Linked DNA regions of Homo sapiens: region 1 is linked to region 2. The links are chromatin contacts, found by Hi-C or POLR2A ChIA-PET in ENCODE. All regions are on one chromosome and are shown on one strand. The core of a region is the stretch at or near the end of the contact, and the rest is flanking DNA. Distances in the headings are between cores, read along the strand shown. Region 1 holds the start of GPX4 (glutathione peroxidase 4). Region 2 holds the start of CFD (complement factor D).

Region 1 (6,294 bases), core at 1-2,500, 240 kb before region 2:
CCTTGGCGGAAAACTCGTGCATGGAGCGCGCACAGCGCCAGTCGTCCCGGGACGCGCACTGCAAGGCAAAGGAAGCTGAGCAGGGAGCGTGGACGGGAGGCTGAGCCCGGGACCCTGAGGCAGGAAGGGATCGGGAGCGGGTCGGTGGCGGGGACACCGAGGCCCTGCGGCCCTGAAGACCTGAACGCTCCTCCTCCTTAAACGCACACGCCCCCTTGTACTTCTGGTCCGGTTTTACCGGAGACCCGGAGGCCGGGAGAGGGTTCCAACCCCAAAATGTGCCACATTAGCCGGTGTGGGGGCCCCGCGCGCACCGGGTCCTGGGACTTGGGACATTCGTGGATCTCCGGTCGCAAGCTGCGGGGACAGGGCTTCTTCCGCCGGCGCCGCGCCCTCCTGCGCCTGCACGCTGGGGCCTTCCGCCGCCGAGGGGCTCGCGGCCGCCGCCTGCCCCGGCTCTGGCACCGCTGCCTGCGGCGCCCGGGGGAGCCTGCGCCCGCGCGGCCCATACCCGCCCGTCTCCCGCCCCTCCTGGCTCCCCCACCCCGAGCGCCGCTAGCGGGGACAAAGGGCCCGGAGGCCGTAGTCAGGACTGCGCGACTGTGACGCCACCGCGCTAGGCCAAGGTGCGGGGGCGGGGCGGCGCCCGGGGGCGCGTGATCCGGGATTTCCAGCCCTCCGCGCCCCCAACCGCTCGGGCGCAGCAGCCCCGCTCGGCCCGGAGACGCCCCGCCGTGGCCCTCAACGGTCCAGCTCCGCCCCAGCCGTCCCGGACCCCGCCCCCTGCAAGCCTGGACCCCCGACCCCGGCCCCGGCACGCGCGCCTGCAACGGCCTGGACGGCCCCTTCCCCGACCACGACCCGCGCGCGTGGAACAACCCCTTCCCCTTCCCCGACCCCAGCCCGCGCGCCTACAACGGCCTGGAGGGCCGCGGAGCGCGTCGCAGTACGGTCACCCGCGTCCGTGCCCGGCCGGGGGTGGGGAGGGGGAGCCCCCAGACGCCCCCCACCAAGGTCACTGGAGCCTGAGGGTTCCCCACGCCGGCGAGCGGAGGCAGGGATCGCGCGCCCGCCCCAACGGTCACCGGGCCGGCAACGGCCGCGGCGCTAGCTCACCATGGTCCCGGCCAGGCCAGGCGCGGCCAGAGCCCCACAGAGCAGCGCCGGCTTCAGTAGGCGGCAAAGGCGGCCGAGGCTCATCGCGGCGGGGCTGGGAGCCAGCGGCTCCTCCCCTCGTCCAGCCGACCAATGGACGCGCGTCGGCTTTCCGCGCCTCCTTTCCCACGGCCACGCCCTCCAGAGCGCTCATTGGTCAGACGCGTCGGTGTTGAGCGCTCGCGCCGACGTCAGCCAATGGGAGGCCGGAGTGGGAAGAAGGCGGGGAAGGGGGGGCGGGACCGGACGTGCGGACTTGTTGTTGGCGACTGCGCATGCTCGCTTGTGTCTAGGAGGCCGTGGCCTGGCTGGCGGCGCGTCGGGAGGCAGCGCAGTTATCCGGCTGGTTGACAGCAGCGCGGCCGCAGGCCAGACAACCTGAGAATACTACTTAAGACTCGTCGAGGGGGTTTGGTTTCTCCAACTCGCAGAAAAGTGTCCCCAACTCTTATTTACCTTTTTTTTTTTAAGACACGGGGTCTTGCTGTGTTGCCCAGGCTAACGTGCAGTGGCACGATCAGGGCACACTGCAGCCTCGACCTCCCAGGCTCAAGCGAACCTCCCGTCTCTGCTTCCCGAGTAGCTGGGACAACAGGCTCATCCACCATTCCTGGCTAATTATTGTTTTGTAGACATGGGGGTCTCGCTATGTTGCCTAGGCTGGTCTCAAACTTCTGACCTCAAGTGATCCTCCAGCCTCAGCTTCCCAAAAGTGCTGGGATCACATGCGTGAGCCAAAGGCTCGGCCGGGATTTGCCTTTTTTTTTTTTTTTTTTCCGAGACACAGTTTTTTTGCTCTTTTGCCCAGGCTGGAGTGCAGTGGCGCTATCTCAGCTCACTGCAACCTCCACCCAGCCCCCGGGTTCAAGCGATTCTCCTGACTCAGCCTCCTGAGTAGCTGGGATTACACGAGCGAGCCACCACACCCAGCTAATTTTTTTGTATTTTTAGTAGAGACGGGGTTTCACCATGTTGGCCAGGCTGATCTCGAACTCCTGACCTCAGGTGATCTGCCCGCCTAGGCCTCCCAGAGTGCTGGGATTACAGGTGTGAGCCACCGCATCCGGCCAAGGGATTTGCCTTTTTAATGTAAATGAAACCAAACTGAGTTGGGTTTGCTTCTCATCACAGCTCCATCTTATGGGGGTGTCCCTACCCTCACCCCTGCCATGGGCGCAGGGGGTCAGTGACTCCCCATCCTGGGTCTGGTTGCTGAGCCGCTTGTATAATGTGGGCACTGAGACCTGAGAGTCATCAAGACAGTTACCACTTAACTGAGAACCTGGAGTTTCCTGGGCTCCCACCCCCAGGGGCAGCTGCCCACGCAGGGACGCGCGGTATGTGCTCAGAAAATAAACACAAGTCTGGAGGGTTTTCTTACACTTCTAACATTACAAGGTATGGGCACACCCGAGCCCATACTGCCCCACATCTTGGCTTCCAACTCTGTTTTTCACTTCGTGGCTTGGACATGTGGCAACAGAAACACTCATCTCATACTTGGGAACTGAGTCACCGTGATTGGACTTTGACCCCTGTACAGGCAGGGGTTTGGATTTTTTTTTTTTTTTTTGAGGAGTCTTGGTCTGTCACCCAGGCTGGAGTGCAGTGGCTCCATCGCAGCTCACTGCAACCTCCGCTTTCCGGGTTCAAGTGATTCTCCTGCCTCAGTCTCCTGAGTAGCTGGGATTACAGGCATGTGCTACCACGCCCAGCTAATTTTTGTGTTTTTAGTAGATACGGGCTTTCACCATGTTGGTCAGGCTGGTCTCGAACTCCCGACCTCAGGTGATCCGCCTGCCTCGGCCTCCCAAAGTGCTGGGATTACAGGTGTGAGCCACTCTACCCCGCCTAGGTGCTTGGGATTTGTATGTTGTCCTCAAGGTCTTAACCTTTTCTGACCCTGCACTGAGTATTTCTTCAGAGACAGACTCAGGGCCGGGTTGACTTGGGGGGTGCTATGAGCCTGCCCCCGCCACTGCCCCCGACTCAGGCCTGCCAGATGCAGCACAGAGGCGTCATGGATGGTTTGGTGGCAGAGGCAGTGAAGCAAGGATCCCTGAGCAGGGCTGGCCGAATCCTGGTCTTGCATAAGTCTGTTCACATGGCTTTGCTCCCGCCCAGCCCCTAGAGGCTGAGTTCTTGGAGTCAACTCCCATTGTCTGACTTCTCAGGAAACCCCCCCATTTCCTCCCGCCCTGGCAGTGCCGGGTGACAGGGCCACACTGGTGACTCTGTTCTTGCCCTTGCGAAGGCTCAGCTGTTCGCAATTTTGCCGGTGTTGTTTTCCTTAAGTTTGTTGCAAACATGTGCACTGAAATGGGAGTTTATTTCAGGGTTGCCAGAAAAACAGCTCAGCACCCACAGCTCCGCGGAGAGACTTGATCCCATTCCTGACTTCCTGCCAATTGTGATAAAGTCAGAAGTGGGGAAAACACGGGGTCGCGACCTCGGATCTGAGAACGGGGCCCCAGGCTCTGGGAGAGATTTGTGCTGGGGGCTTCACAGCTTTTCCCAGAGTGTCCCCATTTCACGAACGGGGAAATGGAGTCTCGGGGACCTCTCAAGGCTCCAGCCCTGTGAGGGCGGAAGTTCTTGAGTGTCCCTGCAGGAAGCTGTGTTGCCACATATCTTTCTAGAGCAGCCCCTGGCTCCAGGAAGGACTGGGGAGGGGCTGTCCTGTGGCTTCATTTCTTTTTTAAGATCTTTTTGGCCAGGCATGGTGGCTCACACCTGTAATCCCAGCACTTTGGGAGGCTGAGACGGGCAGATCACGAGGTCAGGAGATCGAGACCATCCTGGCTAACACGGTGAAACCCCGTCTCTACTAAAATTACAAAAAATTAGCCAGGTGTGGTCGAGGGCTCCTGTAGTCCCAGCTACTACTCGGGAGGCTGAGGCAGGAGAATGGTGTGAACCCGGTAGGCGGAGCTTGCAGTGAGCCGAGATCGCACCACCGCACTCCAGCCTGGGCAAGAGAGCGAGACTCTCCGTCTCAAAAAAAACTTTTTGGCTGGGTGCGGTGGCTCACATCTGTAATCCCAGCACTTTGGGAGGCCGAAGCAGGCGGATCACCTGAGGTTAGGAGTTTGAGGCCAGCCTGGCCAACATAGGGAAACTGTCTCTACTAAAAGTACAAAAATTAGGGCCAGGCATAATGGCTCACGCCTGTAATCCCAGCACTTTGGGAGGCCAAGGCGGGTGGATCACGAGGTCAGGAGTTCAAGACCAGCCTGACCAACATGGGGAAACCCCATCTCCACTAAAAATACAAAAATTAGCTGGGAGTGGTGCCGTGCTCCTGTAATCCCAGCTACTCAGGAGGCTGAGGCAGGAGAATTGCTTGAACCCTGGAGGTGGAGGTTGCAGTGAGCCGAGTTCGTGTCACTGCACTCCAGCCTGGGGGGATACAGCAAGACTCTGTCTCAAAAAAAAAAAAAGTTTTTGAAATTCAAACAAAATACATATGAAATTCAACATTTTAACACTTCAAAGTGTACAATTCAGTGTTTTTAGGACGTGTACAATGTTATGAGACCATCACCTCTATCTATCTAGTTCCAGAATTTTTTTTTTCTCTTGAGACAGAATTTCGCTCTTGTTGCCCAGGCTGGAGTGCAGTGGCACGATCTCAGCTCACTGCACTGCCACCTCCCAGGTTCAAGCGATTCTCCTGCCTCAGCCTCCCAAGTAGCTGGGATTACAGGCGTGCGCCACCACACCCAGTTAGTTTTGTATTTTTAGTAGAGACAGGGTTTCTCCATGTTGGTCAGGCTGGTCTCAAACTCCCGACCTCAGGTGATCCGCCTGCCTAGGCCTCCCAAAGTGCTGGGATTACAGGCGTGAGCCACCGCACCCAGCACAGAGTATTTTCATTGTCCCCAAAGGAAGCCCAGACCCCATCAGCCTTCACTCTCCATCTCCTCCCCTAGGACCTGGCACACACACATCCCCTCCTGTCTCTGTGGATTGGCCTGTCCTGGACATTTCATGGAAATGGGATCACACACTGCGTGTTCTTTTGTGCCTGGCTTCTCTCACTGAGCATGAGGTCCTCAGGCTACATCCACATTGTGGCCTGTGTCAGAGCCTCATCATTCCTTTTCATGGCTCAGAAATATTCCAGTGTGTGGAGGGATCACATTGTGTTTATTTATTCATCTGTGGATGGACATCTGGGGTTTTTTTTTTTGAGACAGAGTCTCACTCTGTTACCCAGGCTGGAGTGCAGTGGCGCAATCTCAGGTCACTGCAACCTCCGCCTCCCAGGTTCAAGCAATTCTCCTTTCTCAGCCTCCTGAATAGCTGAGATTACAGGCATGCGCCACCATGCCCGGCTATGGGCTGTTTTCTCTTTTTGAGTTTGTAAAGCCGTACAAGTGTTTGTGTGGGCGTATGTTTTCATTTCTCTTGGGTGTATGCCTAGGAGTGGAATTGCTGAGTCATATGGTGACTCTTTGTGTAACAGTTTGAGGATCCACCAGACTGTTTGTTGTTTTTTTTTTTTTGAGATGGAGTTTCACTCTTTTTGCCCAAGCTGGAGTGCAGTGGCACGATCTCGGCTCACTGCAACCTCCACCTCCCAGGTTCAAGCGATTCTCCTCCCTCGGCCTCCCAAGTAGCTGGGATTACAGGCCTGCACCACCATGCTCGGCTAATTTTGGTATTTTCAGTAGAGACGGGGTTTCACTATGTTGGCCAGGCTGGTCTCGAACCCCTGACCTCAGTTGATCCGCCTGCCTCAGCCTCCCAGAGCGCTTGGATTACAGGCGTGAGCCACTGCGCCTGGCCGACCAGACTGCTTTCTATAGCGGCTGCACCATCTTACATTTTCACCTGCCCTGTGTGTGGATCATGGCCTGACTTCCGGGCCTCTGGCTTTGCTGTTATCATCCAGGCCGCCCCTGGCTTGGGCTCAGCCTCTCAGTCCACCCCTGCCCCCAGATTTGCAGGTCACTGCTTGGTCTTTACTCCAGATGCCCTTTCTTGTGTCATAAAATCCACTCCTGAGGCCTGTCCGTCTCCTGACCCTCCCCGCCCCATGTATCTGCCCCACATCTCCAATTCCTCTCCTCCCTCAAATCCGTCCTGCCAGGCACTGGCCCCCTTCCCTGAGTCACAAGCAATGTCTGCTAGGCG
Region 2 (2,500 bases), core at 1-2,500:
CCGGCTGCGACAGGGAGTGCGCGCCCAGGAGAACCTGCACCTTCCCGTCGGCCCTGGGGACCGGACGGAGTCCGCGGTCGGTGCCAGCCGACTCCCCCCACCGCACCCGGGCTCTTCCCCCGCGCGGCGCGGGCACTCACGCGTCCTCCAGGCAGTGCGCCGCGCTCAGCACCCACTGCTCCGCCACCAGGACGCCGCCGCACAGGTGCGCGCCGTTCAGCTGCACCGACGCCATGTAGGGCCGCGCGTGCGCCTCGGCCTCTCTGCCGCCCAGGATCCGACCACGGGGCGGCGCCGCTGTGGGTGGGCGGGCGCGTGAGGGCCGCGGGGTGGACTCCTCCCCCGGGCGAGGCTGCCTGACGGGATCCCAGCTCTCACCCCCCAGGCCGCTCCCCGCAAGAATCCCATCTCTGGGCGCGGTGGCTCACGCCTGTAATCCCAGCACTTTGTGAAGCCGCGCGGGGGCGGGGGGGGAGGGGGGGGTGCAGATCATGAGGTCAGGAGTTCAAGACCAGCCTGGCCAATATGGTGAAACCCCGTCTCTACTTTAAAAAAAAATACAAAATTTAGTCGGCGTGGCCTATAATCTCAGCTATTCGGAAGGCTGAGGCAGGAGAATCGCTTGAACCCGGGAGTCGGAGTTTGCAGTGAGCCGAGATCGCACCACTGCACTCCAGCCTGGACGACAGAGCGAGACTCCCTATCAAAAAAAAAAAGAAAGAAAAAAAAGAATCCCGTTTCCGTCTTGGGGCCCCTCAGCGTTGCAAACTCAGATACCCTCGGGCGGGAATGCCCCAGAGTACAGAACCCACAGTGGGCTGGGGACCGGGGGCAGATCCCAGCGCCCTACCCTGGGCGCAGTGCCTTCCAGTTGGACATAAGAGAAATGGGGCTGACCCAGCCAGTGCCTGGGCCAGCCCAGTCAGCCACGCAGATGAAGTTTTCCACGCAGACGTTCAGACTCTGTCTGCAAGAAAAGCTGACTCCAGAAAGTTCCGATTTCCAATCTGAATTTTCTAGAATTTTTCAGCGTTCAGAGCCTTCCATTAGTGAGGAGAGACACCCCCTTCCTGCCCACCTGGAGGGGCTGGAGGACCGTCCGTGTGACGGAAGGGAGCACCACGCCCCTACACAGCCCTGTCCCTCACCCCAGGCCCAGGCCTCCTCACCGCAGGCGGCCGCTCCTAGGAGGACCAGAACTGCCAGGCGCTCCCAGCTGTGCATGGTGAAGCCGCTGTGGCTGAGACACTGACCCAGGCAGGGCCCTGGGGGTGCTTTTATGAGGGTGGAGGGGGCGGGCCGCTCCCCGGGTGGGCAGCGGCCCAGCTGGGGAAAGGGGAACTCGCCCGCCCAGCCTCCGCCCTCCCCGGGACTGGGTTACCTCCTGCCAGACTCACACCAGAGTCGACAAGTCGCTGGGAGACCCTCGGGCCTCTGTGAGCCTGACAGCCTGCTGGCCCTGGTGGGGGGCAGTCCCTCAGATGGGCAGGAGGCAGAGAGGGGGGCTGCACCCACCCCGGCCCCAACTTCACCACACCCAGAGTCCCCCAGGGTGTTTCACAATCCTAGCTGGAGGCCACAGCGTGTAAACAACCCACTTTCTTGTCCTGCTACCCTCCCTTCTTTTCCTCCTCTATATTAGAGAGAAGGTCTGTTGGGGGTAGGAAGGTCACTTGACACCTTTGTCTCTGTCCCTGTGGCCTCTGGGGCTTGACACCCTGACGAATAGAAAGTTGGAAAGGCCAAGGCAGAGGCAGCTGGGAAGACTGGCTACAAGGGACAGGAAAACCCAGACAAACTGGGTGGAGCCTGAATCATGAAAGTTATATGGAAAGTTCAGGGATGTCCGCCTTCAGGTGTGGCTTGATCCAGGTGCCTGAACAATGTCCAGTGTCTGCTTCTGGCTTCTCCTTTCTTCTCTGATGGCTTCTTTCCTCACCAGCCTCCCCTGGTGTGTTTCCAGGGACCCCACACTCAACCCAGTGGCTCAGTGGGCCCCTCCTAAAATTCTTCCTCACTCCAGCCAAGTCTCAAGGGTGCCTTGGGTTGGTGGAGCCTGGATCACACGCCCCCTCCCAAACTGTTCACTGAGGGCAGGTTCTGATGAACAGAGTCAGGGCTGGCCGGGCACAGTGGCTCCCACCTACCATCCCGGCACATTGAGAGACCCAGATAGGAGCATCTCTTGAGCCCAGGAATTCAAGGCCAGCTTGGGGAAGACGGCGAGACCCCATCTCTACAAAAAAATTAAAATAAAATACTTCTCAGAATCTGGGCCATAGGGCCTTTTGTGAGGTGGGGATTTGTGTGTGTTGTTTTTGTTTTATTACAGACAGGGTCTTGCTCTTTCATCCAGGCTCGAGTGCAGCGGTGCAATCATAGCTCACTGCAGCCTCCTCGACCTCCGGGGCTCAAGTGATCCTCCCACCTCAGCCTCCAGAAGTGCTGGGACTGCAGGCCTGCTCATGGTGTAGCTCCATTTTTCACATCTGCCCCACAG

Evidence for each region. Hi-C counts contacts between places; a loop is a spot of excess contacts on that map. ChIA-PET counts read pairs that join two places held with the same protein, here RNA polymerase II (POLR2A). Pooled maps may share reads with other maps.
Region 1: a pooled map shows a loop between it and region 2 (6-fold over the local background). The contact joins the promoter of GPX4 here to the promoter of CFD in region 2. A Hi-C loop is called at or near these places in 1 of 37 single-sample maps with no recorded cell type and 9 of 50 pooled maps. POLR2A ChIA-PET finds 5 or more read pairs at or near these places in 6 of 52 experiments (HCT116, HEK293, WTC11 and 3 more).

The regions. Positions count from the first base shown.
Region 1 is chr19:1,098,950-1,105,243 of GRCh38, reverse strand. GPX4 (glutathione peroxidase 4) reads right to left here and starts at 1,250. Exons shown (of 7, transcript NM_002085.5): 1 at 1,117-1,250; 2 at 1-58. The coding sequence starts at 1,200. RefSeq lists silencers at 415-1,434, 1,445-1,524, 4,813-4,950 and enhancers at 2,127-2,206, 2,227-2,276, 2,307-2,676, 3,166-3,700, 5,526-5,605 and 1 more.
Region 2 is chr19:858,414-860,913 of GRCh38, reverse strand. It overlaps CFD (complement factor D), which reads right to left and starts at 1,250. Exons shown (of 5, transcript NM_001928.4): 1 at 1,170-1,250; 2 at 141-297; 3 at 1-53. The coding sequence starts at 1,224.